Linked DNA regions of Homo sapiens: region 1 is linked to region 2. Evidence: read pairs that join two places in POLR2A ChIA-PET (ENCODE). Cell type or tissue: IMR-90. All regions are shown on one strand.

The links. ChIA-PET counts read pairs that join two places held together with the same protein. Peaks named below come from ENCODE experiments on the same cell type or tissue, not always from the same donor. Only the 100,000 strongest peaks of a DNase experiment are listed, where the experiment ranks them.
Region 1: POLR2A ChIA-PET joins it to region 2 with 10 read pairs; 3 of 35 experiments call an interaction of 5 or more read pairs at or near these places.

Annotation. Positions count from the first base shown.
Region 1 is chr13:23,847,635-23,855,634 of GRCh38, forward strand. The region is part of intron 10 of MIPEP (mitochondrial intermediate peptidase); the gene reads right to left. Among named protein-coding and RNA genes, the nearest start is that of PCOTH, 37 kb to the right of the region's middle. In IMR-90, no CTCF peak of the experiment used is centred here; no DNase peak of the experiment used is centred here.
Region 2 is chr13:23,710,343-23,718,342 of GRCh38, forward strand. No RefSeq gene overlaps it. Among named protein-coding and RNA genes, the nearest start is that of TNFRSF19, 140 kb to the left of the region's middle. In IMR-90, a CTCF peak has its summit at 5,643 (motif pointing right); no DNase peak of the experiment used is centred here; H3K27ac peaks cover 898 bases.

The sequences.
Region 1 (8,000 bases), 140 kb after region 2:
GAGAGAGTAGGACTGGGGGAAGTTCGGCAGGAAAAAAATGAGATAGTACCACAGTCTCTCCAACTGTCACAGAAGGGTAATTATTTGTGTTGTAAGATAAGAGATATCTTAGCAGGTCTGCAGGCAAAGGGTTTGAAGCTAATACAAAGGAAGAGATGGTGATTGTGATAAAGTTAGAATAACTGGTGAAGCAAGATCTATAGTGGTTTGAGATAATATTATCTTATATTGTCTTGGTGCTTCACAATTTACAAAGCACTTTCACATCAAGAATCAAGAATCTCCTTATTCCTTACATGATTCTGTGAGACAGGTGGAGCAAGAATTATTACCAGAATTATTGTTCGTTTTACTTGAGGAATCTCAGGCTCAAAGAGGCTTGTGACAGTCTAAGGCAATCTGGAATACAAGAAAGAGCCCTGGGTTTGAAAATACTATTTCTCATTGGTTCCATGCTTTGAGCAAGTTACTTAGGTTTCTGAAGCTTCAGTTTCCTCACCAGTAAAGTAGAAATACTTTCCAGGCTCCATTAACAATTACAGAAACACATGCAATGAACCTGGCATGGTTCCTGGAGAAAAGCAGGCACACTGTAAATTATAGCCACTATTATTGCTGTTAGACAGAGACACGGACAGGGACAAGACTAAACCCAGCGGTTTCTACTTCTATTCCAGTTCCCTTCTTCTACTCCTATTCCAGTTCCCTTCTATTCCCCAAAGCTGACCTTACCTCTAAAAAGAAATGCAACACTGTGTCAAGAAGCTGTGTAGATGCAGTAAACTTTCATTAATCACCTGCCATGTGCCTGCATGACAACTCCTCAGTGTGGAAAGATGAACACATTGTAACAATAATGACGACCAATCCAAATGATCAGGGGCAGAGGAGCACTGCAAACAAGGCATTGGCTCAAAGATGAGGCTGTGGTCAGTTACACCTGGCAGAGGGGAGAAGCTGGGAATGGGAGGAACAGAGAGAACTACAAAGAAGAGGCAGCATCTGGAGCACACCTGGAAAGATGAGGCTCCTAGAAGAGGGGGAGGGCACTCAAAGGGGAAGAAAGAGGGCAGCAAAGGCCCAAGGGGATTCAAGCAAATGGGGCAGACAAGCTCAAGCAAGCACTAGTGCCTTAGTCCTCACTCAGCTGCCTCAGCCATCCAGAGCGAGACTACATGCCTCTCCACACCCTCAGTGACTCTCACCAAATGCAGGCTACTTCCTTCCTGAAGAAAAGCCAGAAGGAGAGAGGTCCAGAGAGGGTGGAAGAGATTCAAAAAGCTACAGGGTGTTTCCCGCAGCTCCAACCCACATCTGAGGGGCCCCAAGGAGCAGTCCCACATGACCAGCCAGTCAGGAGGGCGTGACTGCTGTGCTCTCAGCTCACGTCTTCAACACGGAGTGAAAAAACATGCACAGAGGGTGTTTGGGTGGTCACAGGCCCCAGTACAGCCCTCCACGCCAGGCTCATCATGTGGCTCCGCCTGCCTCCACAGAGCACTCCGAGGCTGAGGCCGACCTGTGAACAACCAACTGCACCATCTCCATCCACAGCTTCCTTATCTGCATAGATGCTACACATAAGAACATTTTCCTCTCTCATCTAGAGACCCAAGACAGTGGGAAAGCACCATGGGCAGCATATAGGACCTCACAGCACAGCAGAGCCACAACCAGCAGAGACAGAGCTTAGATGCATTTTGAGGATTTGGCTTCAGTGCCATCCCTGTCACCACCTCAGACTCTTCTACAGTTTTACAAGAATTTTATGACTATTTTTTGTAAAGAATTCCATGGATCTGGACCCAGAAGTAAGGGATCTCTAGAACCCTTTGATTCCTCTGAAGAAAGAAAGTGGAAGAAAATTGTGTTATCCACTACAGGTGACTGAATAAGTCCAATAAACACTCTGCTATTCTGGTTTATAATACGTTACATATGAGTTTACAGATTTTCAGCAAAGAACCAGAACATACCACTATCAACATGATACAATGGTATAATTAGGTCTTTTAAATTAAGAACAATAGAATTTAGTAATGTATCAAAATCTTCATCTAATCTTCATCCAACACTAATTATGATTGAAATGAGCACAGAAATATCAGTCAAGAAGAGACTTTCAACTGAAGAATTCATCATTGTAAACTGAATTTTAAAAAAGTCAATGGATCACTGTATTTATGAAGCACACTCTATGAGTCAGACTTATATTTCAACCTCTGACGCACCTGGAATTAAGGTAAAGAAAGAACTTGGATATTACGTCCAAACACCATGGCCTCAAACTTAGTGAAAATATAAAACACAATCAAGTACAGTCAGAGAATCCAGGTTGAAACACAGGTAAACACAGCTTCAGTCTCACCTTATTCTATTCAGTGAGTGAGAGCAAATGTGACAGAGAACATGTGCACCAAATGGCAAATGCCCACAGAGGCTTGTTACAGAATGAACAAGATGGCCTGCCGGAGGGCACGTGTGGGCGAGGAAAAAATGGACACCTGTAAAGGACACAGCACGTGACAGTACTGTCAGAGAAACTATTTTTAACTTTATCAAAAGCAAATGAAACTGTATTTTTGGCATCAGGAATGACTAAGTATAATTCTCATGTTATAGCTGGGTGACATTTTGAAATGCTGCCTTGAAAACCACAGGGAGAGCTACTGTTTTATTTGGTTACATAGAGAAGGTAGCAGTAAAGGAACTGAATGATACTGGAAACCTGTTTGCCCTTTAGGTAACTATATAGAACTGAAAAGACCTTTCCCCCTGTTCTATAAAGAATCCACCATTGCTAATTTGGTTCTGTCTTGACTTCTGAAGCTAGTGGCAAGAAAATTGCTCCAGTCAAACTTCCTGGCAACCAGGAAATAATTTTCATTAATGGTGCAGATCAGCAACACAGTTCACTGAAAACTGTGGTTAACAGAAATCAAAGCTAAAGAAAGACAGTACAATTCCATCATCATCCTAGGGATTAGGAAAGTAAACCAGTAGGCCTGACTTCAGTGAGAGATGACACCACACCAATGTGCCACTAGATGACAGAATTCTCGCCATAGAGGCTGGGGCCAAATCTCACTACAGCAAGGAGACCTCTATTGCAATGGTCTCTCATTCAGCTTAAGCTGTATCAAAATGTGAAATCAAACAGCCATGTCTAAAATTGAACAGTAGGAAAGAATAACCAAAAATAACACCTATGTGCTGCCTCTTGCTTTAGGAAGAACAGAATGGGAGTTGTGGAAATGTCGTGAGAGAGGATCCAGGTTAGCCCTGGAACAGGGAGGAATGAAAACCTAGTGAGAAGGAACAAGTGGCAGCAGCAAAAGGGAAATAGGCAGAGATTTTCTCCCCCAGAGCCTTGTGGAAAACGATGAAAGGAAAGTGGCCAGACAGCCATTTGCTTTGCCTAAGGAGCTTTTCCAAGCCTCTTTGAATTACTGAGTCCAGCAACAGACCCTATTCTCAGACCTCTCCCCAGGTTGCAGACACGACTGGCCCAGAACTGGAGAAATCACCACCCCTTTTCTGTCCTGCAGGGATGCAGCAAGTGGTTCAAACTCAACTGGGAATAATAAACACAGGTATTTTGAGTCTCACTCAACAAGCTCCTAAAAGACTGACTTTTCAGTGCAATTGGCCAAGTTATGACAGATTTGGCATCCCTCCAAAATGACTGTAATAGACTGAAACACAATGAATCAATGGAATTCCATTAGTTTATAATGACGCTTTACAAAGAGAAAGCCAGATAATACTCATTTGTCACTAGTTCAGAAAACTATTACAATAAATCCTTATTTTGAGAATTGGTAATTAAAAAGAATGACTGACTCAGATGAAGACTATCAATGGGTGTTAAAGCCACTGGGTAAATGACTGAGGAAAAACTGGACATTTCCATGTTGCTGGGAACACCACAGAGATCCCTTTCTAGCTGAGAGGGAAACCCTCATCGCAGACTGCAGAGATCCTGTCAGCATCAATCTACCTAGTGGTCCATCTTCACATCACCCTCTGTGGGCAACTGATATTTCATGTCTTTTTTTTAATTTTCTTTTTTTTTTAAGAGATGGAGTCTCACTCTGTTGCCCACGCTGGAGTACAGTGGCATGACCATAACTTGCTGCAGCCTTGAACTCCAGGATTCGAGTGATCCTCCCACCTGAGCCTCCAAGTCGCTGGGATTACAGACATGTGTCACCATGCTCAGCTATTTCACATCTTTTGATGTGATGTGACACAAAGTATACAACATCACCTATGGGTGTCCATGCCAAAAACGGGAAATGTTTAACAGTGAGTTATTATATGTAACATCCAGCTTACAGGAATGATAGGAAGAGAGGAACTAGTGAAATGATGCCACAAGGAAGCACACAGATAAATCCAGAAAGTTAGAAATTCTGTAGGACAAATGGCCTGGTCTCTTCAACAACTGTTGCTGATAATATGACAAAAAAGAGAGTAAGAAGAGCATGAGGCATGGGGAATTGCTCTAAAGTAAGAGACAGGAGACAGAAAAGCCAAGAGAATGTGGAGGCTTTGTTGGAGTCCTAATTCTAACAAGCTAACGGGGAAAAAAGCTGATTTGATACTACCAAGGAAATACGAATATAGACTAGATATTAAATGATGCCAACAAATTGCTATTAAATTTTTATTAGGTAATAATGATACAAGAGTTATGTAAGAAGATGTTCATCCTTTTCAAAAGTACATAATAAACGTATAAGACTGAGATGACATGAGGGCTAGGATTTCCTTTAAAGTAATCACAAGCCAGGTAACAACACTTCTGTCAGCAATGAACCACATATGCTACAGTGGGTGGTCCCTTGAGATGATAATGGAACTGAAAAATTTCTATCACCTAGTAACATTGTAGCTGTCATGTCAGAGTACAAGGCATTACTCACAGGTTTGTGGTGATGCTGGTGTAAACAAAACTACTGTGCCGCCAGTCATATGAAAGCCTAACACACACAATTAGGTACAGTACACAACACTTAATAAATGACCATATTACTGATTCATGTATTAACTACACTATACTTTCTATCACTATTTTGGTGTACTCCTTCTAAGTTAACTGTGAAACAGCCTCAGGCCGGTCCTTCAGGAGGGATTCCAGAAGAAGGCATTGTTATCACAGGGGATGGCAGCTCCATGCCTGTTATTTCCCTTGCAGACCTTCTAGTAGGACAAGATGTGGAGGTGGAAGACAGTGATGTTGATGATTCTGACCCTGTGTAAGCCTTGGCTAATGTGTATGTTTGTGTCTTGGTTTATAACAAAAAAATTTAAAAAGTACAAAAAAAATTTTTAATAGAAAAAAGTTTATAGAGTAAGGATTAAAAAAAGAGAAAATATTGTTGTTCATCTATACAATGTGCTTGTGTTTCAAGCTAAATATTATTACAAAAGTATCAAAAAGTTTTTAAAAACTAAAAAGTTTATAAGGTAAAAAAAGTTACAGGAAGCAAAAGTTAATTTATTATTGAAGAAAGAACCATATCTTTCTATAAATTTAGTGTAGCCTAAGTGTACAGTGTCTATAAAGTCAATAATGGTGTACGGTAATGTCCTAGGCCTTCACACTCACCACCACTCACTCACAGACTCACCCAGAGCAACTTCCAGTCCTGCAAGCTCCATTTGTGGTAAGAGCCCTATACAGGTATACCATTTTTTATCTTTTATACCTATTTTCACCATACCTTTTCCATGTTTAGATGCATATATACTTATCATGTGTTGCAGCTGCCTACAGTTTTCAGTATGGTAACATTCTGTGCAGGTTTGTAGCCTAGGAGCGACAGGCTATACCAGAGAGCATAGGCGTGTGTGTAGGCTATACCCTTAGGTTTGTGTAAGTGCACTCTAAGATCATACAATGACAAAAGTGCCTAACGATGCTTTTTTTTTTTTTTCTGAGACAAAGTCTCACTCTGTTGCCCAAACTGGAGTGCAGTGTCATTATCTCTGCTTACTGCAACCTCCACCTCCCGGGTTCAAGCAATTCTCCTGCCTCAGCCTCCCAAGTAGCTGGGACTACAGGCACTTGCCGCCATGCCCGGCTAATTTTTTGTTGTTGTATTTTTAGTAGAGACAGGGTTTCACTATGTTGGCCAGGCTGGTCTTGAACTCCTGACCTCGTGATCCACCCGCCTCAGCCTCCCAAAGTGCTGGGATTACAGGCATGAGCCACTGTGCCCAGCCCACGATGCATTTCTCAGAATGTATCCCTGTCATTAAGTGGCACATGACTGTACATTAGTAATGAGAAAAGAGAAAGGAAGGAAAGCAGGGAGGGAAGGAAGAAGGAAAAGAAGAGCAAAGAAAGAAGAAAACTGAAAAAAGAGACAAATGAAGCAAACATAGAAAAATCTTGGTAATTGGCCAGGCGCGGTGGCTCACGCCTGTAATCCCAGCACTTTGGGAGGCCGAGGTGGGCGGATCACAAGTTCAGCAGATCGAGATCATCCTGGCTAACACGGTGAAACCTCGTCTCTACTAAAAATACAAAAAATTAGCCAGGCTAATTTTTTTTTTTTTTTTTTTTGTAGAATCTGGGAGATCAATATGCAGAGGTTACTTATATTGCTCTACTTCTGTTTGTTTAATTCATTTTTTTCTTAAACAATTTTTTCTTTGTTCTTTTTCTTTTGACTGAGCCATCCATTTCCTATTTGTTTATTTTGAAAGTTTTCATAATAAAGGTTAATTTTTAAAAATTTAAAACTACCAAGATCACTAATCCTATACTAACAAAGCATGAGATTTCTCACATCAAAAAAAAAGTCCTTCTGTGAGAGCCCATTTTTTGAATAGTTTAAAACACAAAACATCTGTATTTCATTATGTGAATGCGCTTGAGATTTTAAGAATATATCTTAGCAAGGAATAGACAATACTGAATTCCCTTTCCCAGTGATATCCTAATTTAAAAATAGCACCAAAATTGGCAGGGTGTGGTGGCTCATGCCTGTAATCCCAGCACTTTGGGAGGCTGAGGCAGGCGGATCACTTGAGGCTAGGAATCTGAGATCAGCCTGGCCAAAACGGTGAAACTCTGTCTCTACTAAAAATACAAAAATTAGCTGGGTGTGGTGGTGCATGCCTGTAATCCCTGCTACTCGGGAGGCTGAGGCAGGAGAATCACTTGAACCCAGGAGGCAGAGGTTGCAGCGAGCTGAGATCACGTCACTGCACTCCAGCCTGGGCAACAGAGGAAGATTCTGTCTCAAAAAAAAAGAAAAAAAAACAATAAACAAACAAACAAACAAAAATAGCACCAAAATAAATGAAATACTGAAACTCATTACTCACAGAAAAGAAATAGTGTTTCCAAAGCATCAAAAACAAAATCCAAACACTGGAAGGATACATTAAACAACTTAAAAGTGGTGACTTCTGGGGCAGAGGTAGAGATGAGTATTCTCAATTAATACTTCTTAACATTGTTGATTTTTTGAGCCATGTGAATGTATTGCCTAATCAAAAATAAAATTTAATTTCAAATAAAATAATTTATTTTTGTATCTGAAAGACGTAATGTTACTCTTCCATGAAGAATCTTACAATAAAGCTTTAAAAAGGAAAAATGAGCTGCTCTTTAAGACTTGCTGACAGTCACTTATACTACTACGGTATTTTCCAGGATCAACCTTTGGCACTTTTAAAACATGTTAATTTCTCCTCCTGCTTCTAAACAGGTTCTTTTCTTTAGATGAACATTAAAAACTTGAAATAAATCTGAGGTATTTAACATAAAAGCAAAAGACTCCCTGAGGTTAACTTGAAAAAAAGGCTCGAATCAAGGAAAGCCCCTTCTATATTTCATTTTGTGTCAAGCCACACATTTAAGTCTTTACTTGAAAGGTGATGAATTTAACAAGGATTTAGAAATCTTCACTTTGTTCCACTCTTCTAACCCCAAACCCAACCTATGATATTTTTCCTTTCTTTTCTCATCCATTACCTGTGCG
Region 2 (8,000 bases):
TGTATATATCTATATACATATGTGTGTATGTGTATATATCTATATACATATGTGTGTATACGTATATACATGTGTGTATATATGTATATGCATGTATTTGTGTATATATATGTATATATATGATTTACAGACAGGTTTCCATGGCAAACAAGAGCAGATGAAACAAGTCCAAGAGAAATGTAAACAGAAAAGACAAGTCTCAGCCAATCTCTGATGAAACAGGAATACAAACTACCCAAAGGCAACTATTTCAATCATCACAACTAAAATCCCTGAAACATGATGAGAACTACCAACTGAATTAAGACAGTGCACTTTTTTATGAATGTAATAGTCACAGGTTCATGAGACTCTAATGACACAAGGGCAGTCACTTTCTACATACAAATGTATCTCCTTGTTTAATGGTCTAGACAAGTGTTACTGCTTTAATTCATGGCCTTACAAAAAAAATTTGTATATCTTCTTCTGAATCTTGACATTTTCTGTAACCTTGGTAGCTAAGTGCTGACAATTATCTAAATGCAAACAGTTGTTGCAAAAGGATGAAATTAGTAATGATGGGTCCACTGCAGAGAGGCAAAATATAGGTTCATGAAGATTCACAACAGCAATAGGTCTAAAGCTGCCAGTCCCTTTCATGTAAAAAGACAGAAACACACACACAGACACATATATTCATACACATTAACAGACAGTGCAGACATGAAAGAGGTTATTTTCATTCATCCACAGCAAAGGCAGAGCTCTGACTTTTCCTGGTGCACAGCAGTCAATAAATGCTCACTGAATGGAAAAATAGTGCCAAATCCAAAGTTACAAAACCTATTGATGTTTAGTAGTGATTATGCCAATAAAACTGCATCATTTCGACTGAAGGGAATATGGGTGAGTTTTTCTACCATTCTTAGTAATGAGAAGCCATTCTGGGTATCTTAGTGCTAGAATTAGAATAATTTCTTGTTTCACAATTTCCTGTCTCTCAATAATTCCTCCTTTCCCAATCAATCTACGAAGATAAATTCAGGTCATTTAGGGTCCTACAAGACTGTTACAGGAAAGCATAAATATACTCCAATGTATGTATACCATCATAATTTGAATATATATAGAAAAAACAAAATTTGATAGTCCCCCTCTGGCTTGGCTTTCCCCATGCCTCTCATTAGTCATAATTGAATAGTCATTTTATTTATAGCCATAGACTTAGCAAAGACGTCAAAGTGAAACAAATCTAGTCAGGTGTGGTGGCTTAGGCCTGAAATCCCAGGCACCTTGGAGGCTGAGCTAGAAGGATTGCTTGGGCCCAGGAGTTCGAGACCAGCCTGGACAATATAGCAAGACCTGTCTCTAACAAAAAAATAAAATATTAGCCAGGTTTGATGACTCACAAATGTAGTTCTATCTACTCAGAAGGCTGAGATGGGAGGAAAAGTTGAGCCAAGGAATTCGAGGCTTCAGTGAGGTATGATTTCACCACTTTATTCCAGTTTAGGTTACAGAGGAAGACCTTGTCTTAAAAAAAAAAAAAAAAAAAAAAAAAAAAGAAGGCCAGGCATGGTGGCTCACACCTGTAATCCCAGCACTTTGGGAGGCTGAGGTGGATGGATCACTGGACATCAGGAGTTTGAAACCAGCCTGGCCAACATGGTGAAACCCTGCATCCCCAAAACACAAAAAGAAGCCAGGCCACCATGATGGCGGTGTAATCCCAGCTACTTGGGAGGCTGAGGAAGGAGAATCGCTTGAACCTGAGGGGGTGGGGTTGGGGGTGGAGGCTGCAATGAGCTAAGATAGCACCACTGCACTCCAGCCTGGGCAACAAAGTGAGACTCCATTTAAAAAAAAACACATACAATCATTTCAGTAGATGATGAAAACAATAAAATTCAACATACCTTTATGATAAAAACTCAACAAAATGTGCAAGAAGGAACATATCTCAGCATAATAAAGGCCATATATGATAAACCCACAGCTAACATCATGATCAATGCAGAAAGGTTAAAAGCTCTTCCTCTAAGATCCGGAATAAGTGTGGTTACTTTTGCCACTTTTATTCATCATAGTACTGGAAGTCCTAGCTACAGCAATTAGACAGGAAAATGCAATAAAAGGCATCCAAATTGGAAGAAAAGGAAGTCAAATTGTCTCTGTTTGCAGCTGATATGATCATATATAAAGAACCCTAAAAATTCCACCAAAAAACCTACTAGATAAATTTAGTAAAGTTGCAAGATACAATATCAACATACAAAAATGAGTAGCACACCCATGCACCAACAGTGAAATACCTATGAAAGAAATCAAGAAAGCTATTTCATTACAAAAAAATGATACCTAGGGACAAACAACCAAAAAGGTGAAAGATCCCACAATGAAAACCATAAAACATAGATGAAAGATATTAAAGCAGACACAAGTAAATGGAAAGATATCCCATGTTCATGCACTAGAAGAATATTGTTAAAATACCTATATCACCCAGTGTGATCTACAGGATCAATGCAACCCATGTTAAATTACAAAAGACATTCTTCACAGAAATAGAAAAAAAACCTAAAATTCACACAGAAATGCAACATACCTCAGAGAGATAAAAGAATCTTGAATAAAAAGAAAAAAGCTGGAGGCATCACACTACCTGATTTCAAAATATACTACAAATGTATAGTAACCAAAACAGCATGGTACTGCAAAAAAAAAAAAAAAAAAAAAAAAAAAAAAAAAGAGTGAGGGAGCAACAGACAGACATAGACAAATGACAGACAGACAACAGAATAGAGAACTCAAAAATAAATTCACACATTTACAGTCAACTCATTTTTAACAAAGGCACCAGGAACACACATTTGGGAAGGACAATCTCTTCAATAAACTGTGCTAGGAAAACCCAACACCCACATGTACAAGAATCAATCTAGACTGTTATCTTACCATATACAAAAATCAACTCAAAATAAAGATAATTTCAGTGTAGGCCCTGAAACTATGAGACTACTAGAAAATAAAAAATAAGATAAATGCTTCATGAAATTGATTAGGACAAGGAATTTTTAAATAGACATCAAAAGCACAAGCAACAAAAGCAAAAATAGACAAATGGAATTGCATTAAACTTAGAAGCTTCTGCAAAGCAGAGGAAGCAATCAGTAGAATGAAGAAACAATCTAGAGAATGGAAGAAAGTATTTGCAAGCTATGCATCAGGCAAGGGGTTAATACACACAATAGATAAAGAACACAAACTACTCAAAAGCAAAAATACATATAACCCGATTTAAAAATCAGAAAAAGATCTACCCAAAACCTTTGTCCCCCACCATTATTTCCCCACTTTCTTTTTCTGACAGCCTTCAGTTCTCTCCTTGTCATCAGCCTTTTTCTTCATGTACCCCAAAACTTTTTCCCCACCGTCTTTTTGCAAAGCCTTCTCTACTCCCCCATTCACCATACTTTTTCCCCATCCATCTACCCAAAAACTTTTCCCCACGTTTTTCCCCACCATCATTTCCCACTCTTCTGGGCAACCTTGTTTTTCTCTCTCCTGCTCTCATCACCCTCTTTTGCTCCTCCATCTACCCAAAAACATTTCCCCCATCTTTTCCCAAAGCCTTCTCCCGACTCCTGCTTCTCACCACCCTCTTTTCCCCCTCCATCTTCCCAAACACTGTTTTCCCCACGTCTTTCCCCCTCTCCTTGCCACCCTCTTTCCCTTCTCCATCTATTCAAAAACATTTCCCCACTGTCTTTTTGCAAAGCCTTCTCCCAACTCCTGCTCACCATCCTCTTTTCCTCTCCATCTACCCACCCAATTTTTCCCATCTTTTTACAAAGCCTCCCCCCAACCCTGACTTCCCACTCGCCATCTTCTTTCCCCTAACCTGCTTGTCACCCTCTTTTCCCTGTCCATCTGCCCAAAAACTTTTTCCTCACCATCTTTTCTTTCTCCACGGTCTTTCTTTTCCTGCCCACCATCTTTTTGCAAAACCTTGTCTCCCTCCAGCTTGCCAACCTCTTTTTTCTTCTCCTGCTTGCCATCCTCTTTTCCCCCTCTATCTACCCAAAAACTTTTCTCCCCACTGTCTTTTCTCCATATCATCTTTTTGCAAAACCTTCTCTCCCTCCTGCTCACCACCCTCTCTTCCCCCTCCCTCTCAGCACCCTCTCTTCTCCTCCCACTTGCCACCCTCTTTCTTGCCCTCCATCTACCCACAATGTTTTTCCCCACTGCCTTTCTTTTCTTCCCACAGTGTTTTTCCCCACCATCTTTGCAAACCTTCTCCCCCTCCTGTTTGTCTCCCTGTTTTTCCGCCTCCATCTACCCACTTTTTTCCACCATCTTTTCCCCACCATCTTTTTGCAACTCCTTCTTCTGCTCGCCCCGCCATCCACTTTTCCCTTTGGCACTCACCACCCTCTTTACTCCTCCATCTACCCCAAAACTATTTCCTTCCTCCTACCACTCCAGCTGGCTGCAGTCTCCGTTGCTGCCACCAACCACAGCGATGTGAGCCACAGTGGCACAGGCTGCAGCATCCAGCGTGTAGCAGGTGGCTTCTCCCTCTGGTCCTCTAAGCTGGGAACAGAGCAGCTGGTCAGGAAGACACAGAAGAGCCTTAAATGGGCTGATTTCAGCATCATTTATATACAGATGTTATGCAAATGAGGTTTCTGGACTACATGTTCTGATTGGATGAGAGCAAGCCTGAGGACAACCAATTAGATCATGAAAATAAAGTCCAATCAGAGTAGGTCTAGAGGTTTACTCTCATCCAATCCAAATTTGGAGACCAGGAACCACATTCCCATAACCTCAGTATATAAGGTATGCTGAGGAGGCCTCAAGCCATTCCAGGCTCTTCTGTGCCTGTGGGACTACATTCTCTGTGCCGGGCTTAGAGAACACGAAGAGGGAGCCATCTGCCACACTCTGGAGGCTGAAGCCTGCACCAGTGCTGCTCGCCTCACTGTGGTAGGTGGTGGTGATGGAAACTGCAGATCGGCCAGAGTGGTAGAAAAGTTGCTGCAGGGTAGGTATGCTCTCTGGGGCAACCGCAGACTGCGGTTGGGTGTGCTGTTAGGGCTGCACTGCCCATGGCTGCACTGTGCATGGTAAGGGGGGCTGGTTTGGGGTGCTATCCGGGTTTGCATTGCAGGCGGTGGGGCCAGCTGCGGTATGGCGGTGGCGGGGGGTGGTTACACTGCCAGAGGCTACACTGCCCGAGCCAGGAGGCGGGTTATGTCCGCTATTGTGGACTGCTGGCGGCAGGGTGATGGGTTGGGTTGGGTGAGCTATCCGAGGCTAGAATACTGGCGGGGGTGGGGGGGGGCAGTTTGGGGGCACTGACAGGGGTGTGGGGCATTCGTTATCAGGCAGCTCAGGGCTGGCTGGGGGCACTATACGGGGCCATGGAGGGTAGCAAGTTGGGGGTGCTATCTGGGACTGCACTGCCTGTGCCAGGGAGGGCACGGTTTGAAGCCCTACGATGTGCTGGAATGCCTGTGGCAGGGATGGGTCGGGGGCCCTATCAGGGGCTGCACTGCTGGTGGCTGTGGGCAGCAGAGGTGGCAGCGAATAGTGGTGGCCTCCAAAGAAGGGGCTGTTCTCCTCTTCCTGGACTCCAGACTCTAGAGGGCGACAACGTCCTGCTCCTGGTGGAGCTCCGCAGGCGCACAGCATTTCCTCAGGAATCCTGAACACAGCAGGGCCCCCACACCACCGTGGTTCCCTGGCCTGAGCCCTCTCACTCTGTGTTGTGGAGACCACCTGGGACCCCTGGGCACGGAGTAGCAGATACCATGGGGAGAGAGGGCCCTGTAGGCTGAGGCATTGGGAACGGGCACTTGGGTGGAGAGGGTTGGCTGGGTCTCAGTTTCTGCTGCTCCCACCCTCCGAGGAAGGTATCCCCTGTCCCCCGGGGTTCCTGTGGAGTGGGGAGCCGGGCACTGCCATGTCTCCAGTCCCCACCCCAGGCCCCAGTTCCTGGCCGCTTAGACCAAAAGGAGAGGCTGGACTTTGGAGGGAGGGTGCGAGTGCCTTCACTGAAACTGGCCAGTGGCGGGCATGACAAGGTGAGGCTCTAACTCTACCACCTCCTCCATCCTGTTCTAGGTTTTTCTGGCTTTGCCTGCCCAGCTGCTCCATGCCTGGCTAGAGGAGAAGGAGGAGCCACATGTGGTACACTGGAGGCTGGAGCCTGCAGATGGCATGGCTCTGCGGCTCACCTTGCTGCAGTTGGTGGTGGTGACAGAGACTGCAGCTTGACTGTAGTGGTAAGAGGATGCCTGTGGCAGCCAGATGATAGGGGCCTTATAGGGTGGGCCAGTGCATTGAGGGTGACAGCAGAGGTGGTTGTATTGGCATCAGTGCTAGTGGTGGCAGCAGCAGCAAGTCTGGGAAAAGAAAAGATGAAAAAGAAAAATTCACAACTGCCAGATCTTCTCCTGTCTGGAAGTGTTGTGTGTGCTGCCAGTACAGGACACCCGTGGGCCACTGGAGGGGGAATTCAAGACCTTTTCTATGGTGTTTAAAGACAAGGGCGAGTTGTAGGTGGGAACCAAAGTCAAACAAACAGGTGGGGAGGAGAGCTGGGTACTCCCTTTCCCTGACTCAGCCTTTTATTGATGAAGGCAGGGATGGGATGGGGAGAGCTCACCTGGCAAAGACTCCACACAGGTGTGCAGCACACCCTGATGGGGCCAGAAAATGTCACTGTGAGCCCTAGGGGTGAAAGACACAGTGATGGGCTGCTGGGCAACTACCAAGTGTAGAGATCCTGAGTGCCCAGAGAGTTACCAACCACTTCCCTTCCCTGTGCAGATCAGTGGAGGCAGATACATACACAAAATGGGAAGGGGAAAGAAAACGGCTTTCAGATCTCCCCACCATAGAGACTATAAGATTATTCCAGAATGGCCACAATTTTTTCACTGCCCACTCTGGGCCAAACAGTGTCCATACACTACGTCATTCTTATGAGGGTTACTTAGTTCCATTTTATGATGAGGACATTTAGGCTCAACTTGTCCCAGGTCACATAACTGTTAAGTAATTGTATTTTCCAAGAATGATCCTCTTTCAACCTCACGATGATGCTTCCATGGTTGGAAAATAAAATTATTCACAAAAGTGAAAGTACTAGGGGCAGCTGCAGGGCTACAGGCCTTTGAAGACATTGCTCAGTCTCTTCAGATAGTTTCTTTCACATGTTCTATACCTTGGTTCCCCAAAACAACTCCTCCATTAAGACTGCTCAAAATTGAAATAACACTGTGGCACAGATGTTTTGCCCATCAAATTCACAAAGATCAAAAAGGAAGGACTGAATAGGCAGAGTGGGTATGTGTTAAGAAAACATGTTCTCATACACTGTACTACTTGTGGCAATATAAACTGATAAAACTTTGTAGAGGGAAATATGGCCAAGTGAGTCAAAAGTTTTAAACCTGTTAATATCATTTGGCTCAGAAATTCTACTTGTAGGGATTTATCTTAAGGAAATTTTCACAAATGTACACAAAGATTAATTACAAAGATGTTTAGCTTCAATGTTGTTTGGAAACTAACATAACGTGCAATAGAGGCCTGGTGAACTGAGTACTGGGACCTTCACACTGCACAGGGGAGCAAGAACCTCTTCTCTTGCCTCTGCTTTGTGGGATTTTCCAAAATCCTCCTGGCTTCTTTTCCCTTCCCTTCCTTCTTCCCAGAGCAGGGGCCAGCTTTACCTCAGTTGGTAGGTCACACACATTGGGTGGAGATGGTCAAAGGTCCTCTGCTTGGACAAGTTGCTCCCTGTCTTCATTCCTCTGGCCAAGGCCAGTGTTAGGTGGGGACTGGTGAGCTGTCTGGCCCCACAGGGCTAAGCTTTCCTTTAGGTGGGTTTATCCCACTTCTCAACAGTCTAACAAAGAACAGATTCCACAAGCCCACTTCGTCTCTTGCTGCAAGCTATGCCTTCCGATTCTGCCTTCATTAGAAATAAGGGTGATATTTTG